2 separate regions of the Homo sapiens genome follow, and region 1 is linked to region 2. Evidence: chromatin contacts called from ENCODE Hi-C or POLR2A ChIA-PET data. All regions are on one chromosome and are shown on one strand. Each heading gives the region's core, a stretch centred on a gene start or an enhancer-like site at or near the end of the contact. The rest is flanking DNA. Distances are from core to core; before and after follow the strand shown. Region 1 holds the start of MAGIX (MAGI family member, X-linked). Region 2 holds the start of GLOD5 (glyoxalase domain containing 5).

Region 1 (5,579 bases), core at 3,080-5,579, 400 kb after region 2:
AGGGCCTTTCACCACTACTTTGCCAAATAAGAAACTCAGGGTCTGAGAGGCTCAGGGACCTGCCTAGGTCCCTGCAGCAAGCCAACAACACCAGTTTCAGGCAGCTTACCTACAAGACTCACTTGGTTAGTGACTATTTCACTATGGCTGTGGACACACTGTGTCCTAATGTCCATTCTGGCTGGTTGTGCAAGCCTCTCCGTTCACCTTTCAGAGACCCAGTATCCTCATAGGTGAAAGGGTCTGAACGGTTCCTGCTTTCATTCCACCTGCAGTCCCCTGCCTCTTTCACCTCTGACCTGACCTTGTCTAAGGGGGGACACCCTGGACCTCCTTCACTGCTCCTCCCAATTCTTGTTGAGACTTCCACACCTGAATCTGGAGAGGGCAGCTTCCAATCTGGGGCTCCAGGTTTTAAGAACCTGTGGATGTGAGAGTGAGGTGCTTACACACTGTGAAGGAGAGCTTGAGGCTCTGTAGCTCCATGCATGGGAGGGTCTTGCAGACTGGGGCATTGTCCAAGGGCCGAGGACAGATGGACAGTGAGGGGAGGCATCCAAGCACCAGGTAGAATCTACTAACATCGATCAGGGAGCTTGCCAACTGGATGGGAAACTGCTTCCAGGCTGGGAGGTATTCAGGCTTGGGGAATCATGAACGAATGAAGGGGTCCAAGGACATCCTCAGGGGACGTGAATTACAGGGGCGGGGGCCCAGGATGCTGGATAGGTGTTCACTGAGACAGCTGACACCAGCAGGGCTGAAATTACAGGGGCAGGGGCCCAGGATAGGTGTTCACTGAGAGAGCTGACACCAGCAGGGCCGAAATTCCAGGGCCAGAGAGTAGTGTATGTGTCACTGAGGCTGCTGGCAGGGTTAGGGGTGTAGAGAGGATGCAGACATGAGGGAGGAACTCCAGCCACTGCATTGCCTGACACCTCAATGTACCTCTCTGGGAAGTGGGGGTGATGAGATATGCATGGTAAGACTGTCAAGAGAGTTCGGAACAAAGCTTCCAAATTGCTGGTGTTGTGCCAAGCCAAGCTATTTGGTAGCAGTGTTGGTGCTTATCTTTAATATTGATTACAATGACACTATGGGGGAGCAAACCCTCACTTAGCCCTGCCCCACTGTGGATTCAAATCAATGCCCCTCTTAGCCTCATCCATTTGTGAATACAACCCAATTACCCAGCTGGGCACGGTGGGTCATGCCTGTAATCCCAGCACCTTGGGAGGCAGAGATGGGCGGAGTTTGAGACCAGCCTGGCCAACATGATGAAAACTTGTCTCTACTAAAACTGCAGAAATTAGCCGGGCGTGGTGGTGGGTGCCTTTAGTCTCAGCTACTTGGGAGGCTGAAGCATGAGAATTGCTTGAACCCAGGAGATGGAGGTTGTAGTGAGCCGAGCTCGCACTACTGCACTCCAGCCTGGGTGACAGAGCGAAACTCTGTCTCAAAAAAAAAAAAAATCATTTAAAAAAACCCTAATTACCCCTTTTAGCCTCATGTAATTCAAGAATTAAGTCAATTTCTCTCACAGCCCCACCCAATTCATTAATTTAACAAAAGATTGTATTTATTTATTTATTAGAGACAAAGTCTTGCTACATTGGCTAGGCTGGTCTGAAAATTCTGGCCTTAGTGATCTTCTCACCTTGGCCTCCCAAAGTGCTGGAATTACAGGCGTGAGTCATCATGCCCAGCCTGTTTTGAGAATTTATATTTTATTTTTTTTAAAGACAGGGTCTTGCTCTGTCACTGAGGGTGGAGTGCAGTGGCATGATCACAGCTCATTGTAACCTCTAAGTCTTGGGCTTAAGTGATCCTCGTGCCTCAGCCTCCCAAGTAGCTGGGACTACAGGTGCATGCACTACACCCAGCTGTTTTAAGTTTTGAAGGGGTTGAGATATAATTGACTTCAATTTGATAGGTTTTGAATATGTTTATGTCAGTGAAACGATCACTACAGTGAAGATACTGAACAGGCTGGGTGTGGTGGCTCACCTCTGTAATCCCAGCACATTGGGAGGCAGAGGTGGGAGGATTTTTTGAAGCCAGGAGTTTAAGACCAGCCTGGACAACATAGTGAGACCCCCCCACCCCAGTCTCTACAAAAATGTAAAAAATTTGCCAGGCATTGTGGCACATATGTGTAGTCCTATCTGCTCAGGAGGATCCCTTGAGCCCAGGAGTTTGAGGTTACAATGAACTATGATTGTGCCACTGCAATCCATCCTGCATGACAGAATGTGACCCTGTCACTTAAAAAAAAAAAAAAGAAATACTGAGTATAACTATCTCTGCCAAAAGTTTTCTCCTGCCCTTTGTATTTCCTCTTTCCTGCCCTTTTGGCCCCCTCCCTCCAGGCAACCACTAATCCACTTTCTGTCACTGTATATCAGTTTGCATTTTATTAGATTTTTATATAAAAGAAATCATACAGCATGTGCTTTTTTGGAGCGTGGGTCTGGCTTGTTTTACCATAATTATTTTTGAGATTCATCCAAATCCTTCATTGTTTTTTATTGCTGAGTTGTATTACCCTGTATGTGTATACCATAGTTTGTTAATTTATTCATCTATTTTTTTCATTGAAAATTGTTTTCTTTTTGAGAGATGGGGTCTCACTATGTTGCCCAGGCTGGTCTCAAACTCCTGGGCTCAAGCAATCCTCCTGCCTCCACCTCCAGCCTCCCAAAGTGCTAGGATTACAGGCATTAGCATTTTTAAAATAGAGACAATGTTTCTATGTTTTTAAAATAGAGACAATCTTTCACTATGTTGCCAAGGCTGGTCACCAACTCCTGAGCTCAAGCGATCCTCCCACCTCAGCCTCCCAAAGTGCTGCGATTACTGGCCTCATTCAACTATTAATGGACATTTGGGTTATTTCCAGTTTTTGGATATTAACAAATATTATGGACTGAATTGTGTCCACCCATAAATATATATATATATATATATTTGTTGTTGTTGTTGTTGTTGTTTTGTTTTTTTGAGAGAAGTCTCGCTCTTATCCCCCAGGTTTGAGTGCAATGGCTCGATCTCCACTCACTGCAACCTCTGCCTCCCGGGCTCAAATGATTCTCCTGCCTCTGCCTCCCAAGTAGCTGGGATTAAGTCACCTGACACCACGCCTGGCTAATTTTTGTATATTTTAGTAGAGATGGGGTTTCACCATGTTCGCCAGGCTGGTCTTGAACTCCTGAACTCAGGTGATCCACCCGCCTTGGCCTCCCAAGGTGCTGGGATTACAGGCGTGAGCCACTGTGCCCAGCCATAAATATATATGTTAAAGCTCTAACCTCCAATGTGACTGTATCTGAAGATAGCTTCTTTAGGAGGCAACTAAGGTAAAATGAGGTCACTAAGGTGGAGCCCTAACCAGATAGGACTGTGACCTTATAAGAAACAGAAGAGAGAGATCTCTCCCTCTCTCTGTGTGTGCCTCTCTCACGCCTTTACTCTCCTTCACTCTCTTAATTCCATGTGAGGACACAGCAAGAAGGCAAGCATCTGCAACCCAAAAGGAGAGACCTCACCAGGAACCAAATTGGCTACCACCTTGATCGTGGACTTTCCGGCTTCCAGAACTGTGAGAAACTTATGTTGTTTAAACCACCCAGTCTACGATATTTTGTTACAGTAGTTCTAAATGAATAAGACAGGAAATAAAGCTGCTATGAATATTTGTAAGACAAGGCTGTGTAAATGTATGCTTTCTTTTAGATAAATACGCAGGAGTGGAATGGCTGGCTCATATGTGTACGCTTAGTTTTTAAAGACACTACCAAACTGTTTTCTAAAGTTGCAGGCCGGGCACGAGTGGCTCACGCCTGTAATCCCAGCACTTTGGGAGGCTGAGGCGGGCCTCGCCTGTAATCCCAGCACTTTAGGGAGTTCGAGACCAGCCTGACCAACATGGAGAAACCCCGTCTCTACTAAAAATACAAAATTAGGGGGGCGTGGTGGTGCATGCCTGTAATCCCAGCTACTCAGGAGGCTGAGTCAGGAGAATCACTTGAACCCGGGAGGCAGAGGTTGTAGTGAGCCGAGATCGTGCCATTGCACTTCAGCCTGGGCAACAAGAGCGAAACCCTGTCTCTAAATAAATAAATAAAGTTGCAATATCATTTTACATTTCCACCGGAGGTATAGGAGTTCCATTTCCTCCATATCTTCAGCAACAGTTGGTATTGTCAGGCTTTTAAATTCTAACTAGGACCTTTAGTTAACAGAGTGCGGCGCCTGCAGCAGAGTGAGGCCAAGCACTCCTCCTGGCTCCTACAGCCAGGCCTCCTTGCTGGCCGCCAGGTAGGTCACCGCGCGGGTCCGGGAGCCAGGCACGGGACCCGCCAGCTTCAGCCTCCAGGGCCTGGGCGGGCCGCCAGGTGAGCGCGCCCCAGAGCTCAAAATTCGTAGCTGGCAGCCCTGCGTCCACCCGGCGGACTACTGGCCATGGAGCCGCGCACAGGGGACGCCGCGGACCCTAGGGGGAGCAGAGGAGGTACAGGGATTGGGGTCGTTGGGGAAGGACAGGGCGAGTCGCCGCCATCCCCGTCCCGCCTGTCTGCTCCACACCTTTTCCTTCTGACAGGTGGTAAACAGAGCGGCTCTGGCGCCCAAGTGAAGGTGGCAGGGGGCAGGGGCCCAGCGATGGAGGCTGGGCTGGAGGTCCCCTACCCACACCCACACACGAGGGAAAGGGCCGCGCACCAGAGCAGGGGAGGGGCTCTCAGGAGTCTCCAGGGAGACGTGCAGATGTGCGGGGAGGGGTCTGCCCGTGGTCACTGGGGACACCTGGGCACTCAGGGTCTTAGTGAACTGGGGGGAGGGGAGCTGGGGGCCCCTGGGGACCTGTGGAGGGGGACTCTGGAGGTATGTGGGCCATGGGGGGAACGGGCCCTCTGAGGGAATTCATGGGGGTAGCAGCGGTTGCCTAGGATACTTAGACGGGGAATTGGGGGTTCCGGGGCTATGGGGTCAGGCCGTGTTCTCCCAGGATATCTGGGGAAATGGGGTCCCCTGAGATATCGCGGGCGAAGAGTTGGGCATCCAGGGTGATTAGGGGGCAGTCGAGGACCTCACGGGGTGTTCGGAGGTGTCTAGGACTATTGCAGTCAAACAGCGATCTCCAGGGACACCGTGGGAGCAAGCGGGGGTGCACCGGCTACCCGCGACGGTCGGGGATCGCGTGAGGGGAGGGACAGCAGTGACCTCCGAAACTATCGAGGGAGTGGCCAGGGGTCGCCGGGTATCCTGAGGGGCATTTCTAGGTCTTCGAGCGTCCGGAAGCATAGGGGTTGGCCGAGGCCGAGGGTCGGCGTTGACCTGTCCCCTCTTGCGCGCAGGCCGCGGCCCCTCCCCGCTCGCGGGCCCTAGCGCCCGGCAGCTCCTGGCGCGGTTGGACGCGCGCCCCCTGGCGGCGCGAGCTGCGGTCGACGTGGCAGCGCTGGTACGCAGGGCGGGCGCCACATTGCGCCTGCGCCGGAAGGAGGGTGAGTGACTGGCGCAGGGCCTCCGCTGGGGGAGGGTTCGGAGAGGAGTTGGGTTCAGTGGGACAGGCCTGGGGGGTC
Region 2 (6,249 bases), core at 1,121-3,620:
CAGCAATTCCACTTCTAATTCTAGTACTCAGACATGTGCACAGAGCTGTGGGAACAAGGCTGGTAGGAACAAACAACCAGGAAAATCTTGTAAATGTTCACTGATACCCAAGGACTATTGCAGAGTGAAACGAATAATGAGGGTTCATGTTACAGCACAGAGTGCCCACTGGACGTGACACAGAATGGATGGGACTTGTGTGTACCTGCAAGGGTGGGGGTTATCTTCTACAGGATGTGCTATAGGCAGGGAAAAGCAAGGGGGAGTCAGTTACAGTGACCTAGTGCATGTGTGTAGTGTGCGCACACACACACTATGGAAACACAGGGAACTGTATCTGGAAGGAAACACCAGAATCTGACCCCAGTGGTCATTCTGGGGGAATGGGGATAGAGATGATTGCTAGAGTCCATGTACTGATGTGTTGTTCAAATCTTTTTTTTTTTTTTTTTTTTCGAGAGAAAGAGTCTCCTTCTGTCATCCAGGCTGGAGTACAGTGGCACGATCTCAGCCCACTGCAACCTCTGCCACCAATTCAAGTGATTCTTGTGCCTCAGCCTCCCGAGTAGCTGGGATTACAGCTGCGTGCCACCATGCCCGGCTAATTTTTGTATTTTTAGTAGAGATGGGGGTTTCACCATATTGGCCAGGCTGGTCTTGAACTCCTGATCTCAATTGATCCACCCGCCTTAGCCTCCCAAAGTGCTGGAATTACAGGTGTGAGCCACCACCCTCAGCCTGTTTTTCAAATCTTTTATACAAACCTGTATTCACATATTATTTGTGTAACTCTTTTTAAAGGAAAATCATATGCTTAAAAACAATATCTGGCCGGGCACGGTGGCTCACGCCTGTAATCCCAACACTTCAGGAGGCCAAAGCAGGCCAATTGTAGGCAACATAGCAAGACCTCATCCCTACTAAAAATACAAAAATTAGCCAGGCGTGGTGACACACACCTGTAGTCCCAGCTACCCAGGAGGCTGAGGCAGGAGGATCCCTTGAGCCCAGGAGTTTGAGGCTGCACTGAGCCATCATGGCGCCAGTGGGCTCCAGCATGGGTGACAAAGTGAGACACTGTCTCAAAAAAAAACAAAAACAAAACAATATCCACAACACAAAGTGTTTGTGTTGGGGGTAACTAGAAACAAAAATCTCAAACTCACATGCTCCAGGGGCCAGACAAGTAACCTGTAAGGGAGATGGGGGAGTTCTGCTCAGGGTAAAGTGAACAGCAACTGGGCTGATGAATGTTCTCTGACTCTCAGCAGCGGAAGGTGAGGGTGAGTGAAGGGTGAGTGGGGAGGAGGAGGAAGACTGCAAATCTCATCCCCCAAAACTCATCCCCCAAAATAATTCAGGAACATCACACCCTGGGGCTCAGAACTTTTTTTTTTTTAAACAGAGTCTCACTCTGTCACCCAGGCTGGAGTGCAATGGCGCGATCTCGGCTCACTGCAACCTCCGCCTCCCGGGTTCAAACTATTCTCCTGCCTCAGGCTCCTGAATAGCTGGGACTACAGGTGCACACCACCATGCCTGGGTAATTTTTGTATTTTTAGTAGAGATGGAGCTTTACCATGTTGGCCAGGCTGGTCTCGAACTCCCAGCCTCAAGTAATCCGTCCACCTTGGCCTCCCAAAGTGCTGGGATTACAGGCGTGAGCCACCGTGCTTGACCAAGGGGCTCAGAACTCTTAAGAGTTCAGGGATCTTGGCTTGGAAACAGACACCTAATGGGTCAGAGCAGTCATACTCTAACTCAGATAGCTCACAACTTCATACCCCTGACACACACTCTCAAACAGCTCACAGATCTCACACTTTGGAGACATACCCCTAAGTAGACCAGAGGCATCACACGCTAGAATAAAGATCCCCTTAATACTTGGTGGTTTTTCAGTATTATTATTATTGAGATGGAGTCTTGCTCTGTCACCCAGGCTGAAATGCAATGGCGCCATCTCGGCTCACTGCAACCTCCGCCTCCCGGATTCACGCGATTCTCCTGCCTCAGCCTCCCAAGTAGCTGGGATTACAGGCGCCCGCCACCATGCCTGGCTAATGTTTTGTATTTTTAGTAAAGATAGGGTTTTGCCATGTTGTCCAGGCTGGTCTCGAAATCCTGATCTCAGGTGATCCACGTGCCTTGTCCTCCCAAAGTGCTGGGATTACAGGCATGAACCACCGCACCCAGCCTTCAGTGTTAACAAGAAGTAATCCCTTACACACATCCACTTTAAGCTTTCAATTTTGAGGCCCTGAATTTAATGTTAAAGTCCTTCCATTTGCACTACCTACCTGTGTCACCTCCCACAGTCCTCAGCCTGTGCCCTCCCATTCCTGCCCCTTGATCTCCAGGCGCTGAGCCAGAGGATTGTCGGGAGGACCCTGGGCAAAGACGCCTACCCTGCCATGCTGCGCCATCTGCCCTCCAGGCTGCCAGTCAAGATGTGGGGCAGGACTTTGGAGAAACAGGTGAACAAGATGGCCCCTGGGGATCTGGGGCAAGGGTGTTGGCACTGAAACTGGTCTAGTAACCTGTTTCCCTTCTCTGCGGGCTCCCATTTCCTGTCCTCCTCTCTCCCTTTCTCTTTCAGAGACAAGCAGAGGGCAGCAGAGGCCCATGGAAAGGCCCGGCTCTAAGCCATGGAGGGCCCTGTGCTCAGGTGTGCAGGGCTGGGCCGGGGCTGAGGGCTGGCTCCTCCCCCAGTTTAGCCAGGGACAGGTGGAGAGATACAAAGGTGGCTCACGCAGGGTGCCCCCAAAGCTGTCATGATTAAGGCCATGTGGAGAGAGGCTAGGAAACACAGCGCTGACCTTGAGCTTTAGGAGAGGAATTCAGAGGCCCCTGGCAACCTGAAGGGGACCTTGAAGAGGACCCTGTAGGAAGACAGAACACTTCCCTGTAGAGGAGGCCAAAGGAGGAAGGACATGGTGTTCCGGGCACTCTGACTATAGGGATTTTATATGCTGTGGTGAGAAATAAAATGGATTATATTTTTGTAGAGTGTGTAAAACGGGGCTTGGCACACAGTAAGCCTTGTGTGATTACTATGTCTTTTTTTTTTTTTTTTTTTGAGACCGAGGTTTGCTCTTGTCGCCCAGGGTGGAGTGCAGTGGTGCAATCTCAGGTCACTGCAACCTCTGCCTCCCAGGTTCAAGCGATTCTCCTGCCTCAGCCTCCCGAGTAGGGGATTACAGGTGCACGTCACCATGCCCAGCTAATTTTTGTATTTTTAATAGAGACAGGATTTCACCATGTAGGCCAGGCTGGTCTCAAACTCCTGACCTCATGTAATCCACCCACCTTGGCCTCCCAAAGTGCTAGGATTACAGACGTGAGCCACTGCACCCAGTCCTTTGTGTGATGACTATGTCTTGATCATCATTTTATAAAGCAGGCTTTGTAACTTCACCTCCAAGAGTCTGCAGGATCCAGACCCTGCCTTGCCCTCCCACTTATCTCTCACTCACTCTTGGGTTCTGAGCTACGCTGGCCTTCCTGTTATTGAAGACAGCCATCCCTGCTCGTCCTTGAATTTGCAAGGATGGAGCTCCGAGTCTGCAAAGCAGGATCTGGGGAGTGAATCTAAGCTGGCAGGGAAGAATAGAATAATGGGAGGAATAGGTGGAGTTTATTTCTAACAGACTATCAAAATGATGCAGATGTGGCCAAAGCAGTGCTTAGAGGAAATCTATAGTTCTAAATGCACAGATCAGAAAAGTAGAAAAGTTGAAAATCAATGACCTGAGCTTCCCTATCAAGAAACTGGGAAAAGAATGGCAAGTGGAACCTAAGAAAGTAGAAGGAAGGAAATTATAACAGCAGAAACTGGTGAAATAGAAAGCAAAGATACAATAAAGCCAACAATGTTAAAAGTTGATTCTTTGAACAGATTAATAAAATACTAGCAATGTCTATTTTCTCTCGAGAAATTAAGAAAATATATGGATTGCCAATATCAGGAATATAAACAGGGTATTGTGACAGATTCTACAGATGTTAGAAGGTTAATAAGGGCTGGGTGCAGTGGCTCATGCCTGTAACCCCAACACTCTGGGAGGCTGAGGAGGGAGGATTGCTTGAGCCCAGGAATTCAAGACCAGCCTGGGAAACATAGTGAGCCCTCACCTCTACAAAAAAAAAGAAAAAAGAAAACAAAAAATAGTTGGGCATGGTGGCACACACCTGTAATCCCAGCTACTAGGGAGGCTGAAGTAGGAGGATTGCTTGAGTCCAGGAGGTTGAGGCTGCAGTGAGCTGTGATCATGCCACCATGCTCCAGGCTGGGCAACAAAGCAAGACCCTGTCTCAAAAAGGGAATTAAAAAAGAAAGTTAATAAAATTTATTTCAACATATGACTTTATTTTCAATGGAGCCAAAATGTCGGTCATTTTCTCTTTCTGCAGTTCCTATGTCCATGTGGATCTTTTGTATCCACCGGGAGAGCAAAACTCAGCAACTTTGCTAATGCCTCCTCCACTCAGGAAAATAGAATGGTACAGGATTTTTTTTAGCTGGAGCTCAGTGAAATCAATTGTTTAAAATGGGCTGGTTTCAATGGAACTAAACGCAGTGGAATAGAAAATAATAAAATAGCAAAGGGTAGAACAGAATAGAATGGAATCCAATGGAATCGAATCGAACAGAATAGAAACTAGTCAGACTTTGTGCCAAGCACTGTCCCTAGTTGTTGCAGTAGATATTTATTTATTGAACAAATATGATTGAACTAGTTGTTTGGGAAAGAGTGGGGAACAAAACAGACAGAAGTCCCTGCTCTTATGAAGCTTACATTCTAGTCAGGGAGACAGGCATTACCATCTGCAAAGGCCCATAAATGAAAGGTACAAGGGTGGTCCTTATGAGGAACAGGCTAAAGGACAGTGTAGATTGGAGTTCAAGAGCAATGGATGAGGCTGTAGAGATAGGGTGTCATTGTAACTGGAGTCTAGATTTTAACAAGATGACCACACATCATCATCATCATCAATCGTTTTATAGCACTTGATATGTATTAGGCATTGTTCTATGCCCTTAAAAACAGTACTTTTTTAAAACTCTCACAATAATCCTACATGTATAAAATCATGCTCATTTTATAGAAGGGGAAACCAAGGCACAGATAAATTAGATAAATTATTTAAACGTCAATCTGGTTCCAGAATCTTCTTTTTTTTTTTTTTTTTTAGATACAGTCTTGCTCTGTCACCCAGGAGTCCGGTTGAGTGATCATAGCTCATTGCAACCTCCGCCTCCCAGGCTCAAGTGATCCTCCCACCCCAGGCCCCCAAGTAACCAGAACTACACGTGAGCGCCCCACAACCTAATTTTCATATTTTTTTGTAGATACAGGGTCTCACTGTGTTGCCTAGGCTGATCTCAAACTCCTAGGTTCAAGGGATCTGTCTGCCTCAGCCTTCCAAAGTGCTGAGATTACAGGTGCCACCACTAGAATCTATTCTTTTAAGCATTATACTCCATTGCCTATAGTGCCAGACCACAGGTGCTTTATAATCCTGTAGCATAGATACTATAAATATTCAAATTACTAAATAATTCAAGTCAAGAGAAAGATCTGATGGGAAGTGTGCTGAGGGCGGGAAAGTGGAAGGTTGGGGAGTGGTCCTCCCTCTGGGTGTCAAGGTGGATCTGTAAACACGCACGCCCAGAAACCTTCATTTCTTCTGAGATGCCCCCTTCTTGTCTTGTTCTCTGTGACTGAAGCTGCAGAATGGGAAAGGAGGGGGCTGGGTAAAATTGGCCAATTCACAGGACTGGGCCTCCTCTGTGTCTTGTCACTTCTTGGAAAAGAGATGAATTCTATTTAGGGAAAAACAGGGGAGGGCATTGTCTTGGTCTCCACTCCCCTAATCTTCACTTCTGGAAGAGGAGAAAGGGAACAAGAAGGCTGGGTGCAGTGGCTCACCCCTGTAATCCCAGCACTCTGGGAGGCCGAGGTAGGCAGATCACTTGAGGTCAGGAGTTTGAGTTTAAGACCAGCCTGACCAACATAGTGAAACCCCGTCTCTACTAAAAATACAAAAATTAGCTGGGCGTGGTGACACACACCTGTAGTACCAGCTACTCAGGGGGCTGAAGCAGGAGAATCGCTTGAAGCTGGGAGGCGGAGGTTGCAGTGAGGTGAGATTGTGCCACTGCACTCCAGCCTGGGCAACAGAGTGAGACTCTGTCTCAAAAAAAAAAAAAAAAAAAAAAAAAGAAAAGGAAACAAGGAAACAGTG

What was found. A loop is a pair of places that touch in the nucleus more often than their neighbours do. ChIA-PET counts read pairs that join two places held with the same protein, here RNA polymerase II (POLR2A). Pooled maps may share reads with other maps.
Region 1: a pooled map shows a loop between it and region 2 (2.7-fold over the local background). The contact joins the promoter of MAGIX here to the promoter of GLOD5 in region 2. A Hi-C loop is called at or near these places in 1 of 168 maps with a recorded cell type or tissue (mammary epithelial cell) and 1 of 50 pooled maps. POLR2A ChIA-PET finds 5 or more read pairs at or near these places in 1 of 52 experiments (activated T-cell).

The regions. Positions count from the first base shown.
Region 1 is chrX:49,158,429-49,164,007 of GRCh38, forward strand. It overlaps MAGIX (MAGI family member, X-linked), which reads left to right and starts at 4,330. Exons shown (of 6, transcript NM_024859.4): 1 at 4,330-4,510; 2 at 5,355-5,501. The coding sequence starts at 4,462. RefSeq lists a silencer at 5,309-5,418 and a cis regulatory region at 5,519-5,579.
Region 2 is chrX:48,759,377-48,765,625 of GRCh38, forward strand. GLOD5 (glyoxalase domain containing 5) reads left to right here and starts at 2,371. Exons shown (of 4, transcript NM_001080489.3): 1 at 2,371-2,477. The coding sequence starts at 2,415. RefSeq lists a cis regulatory region at 2,123-2,865, an enhancer at 5,649-5,943 and a silencer at 5,649-5,943.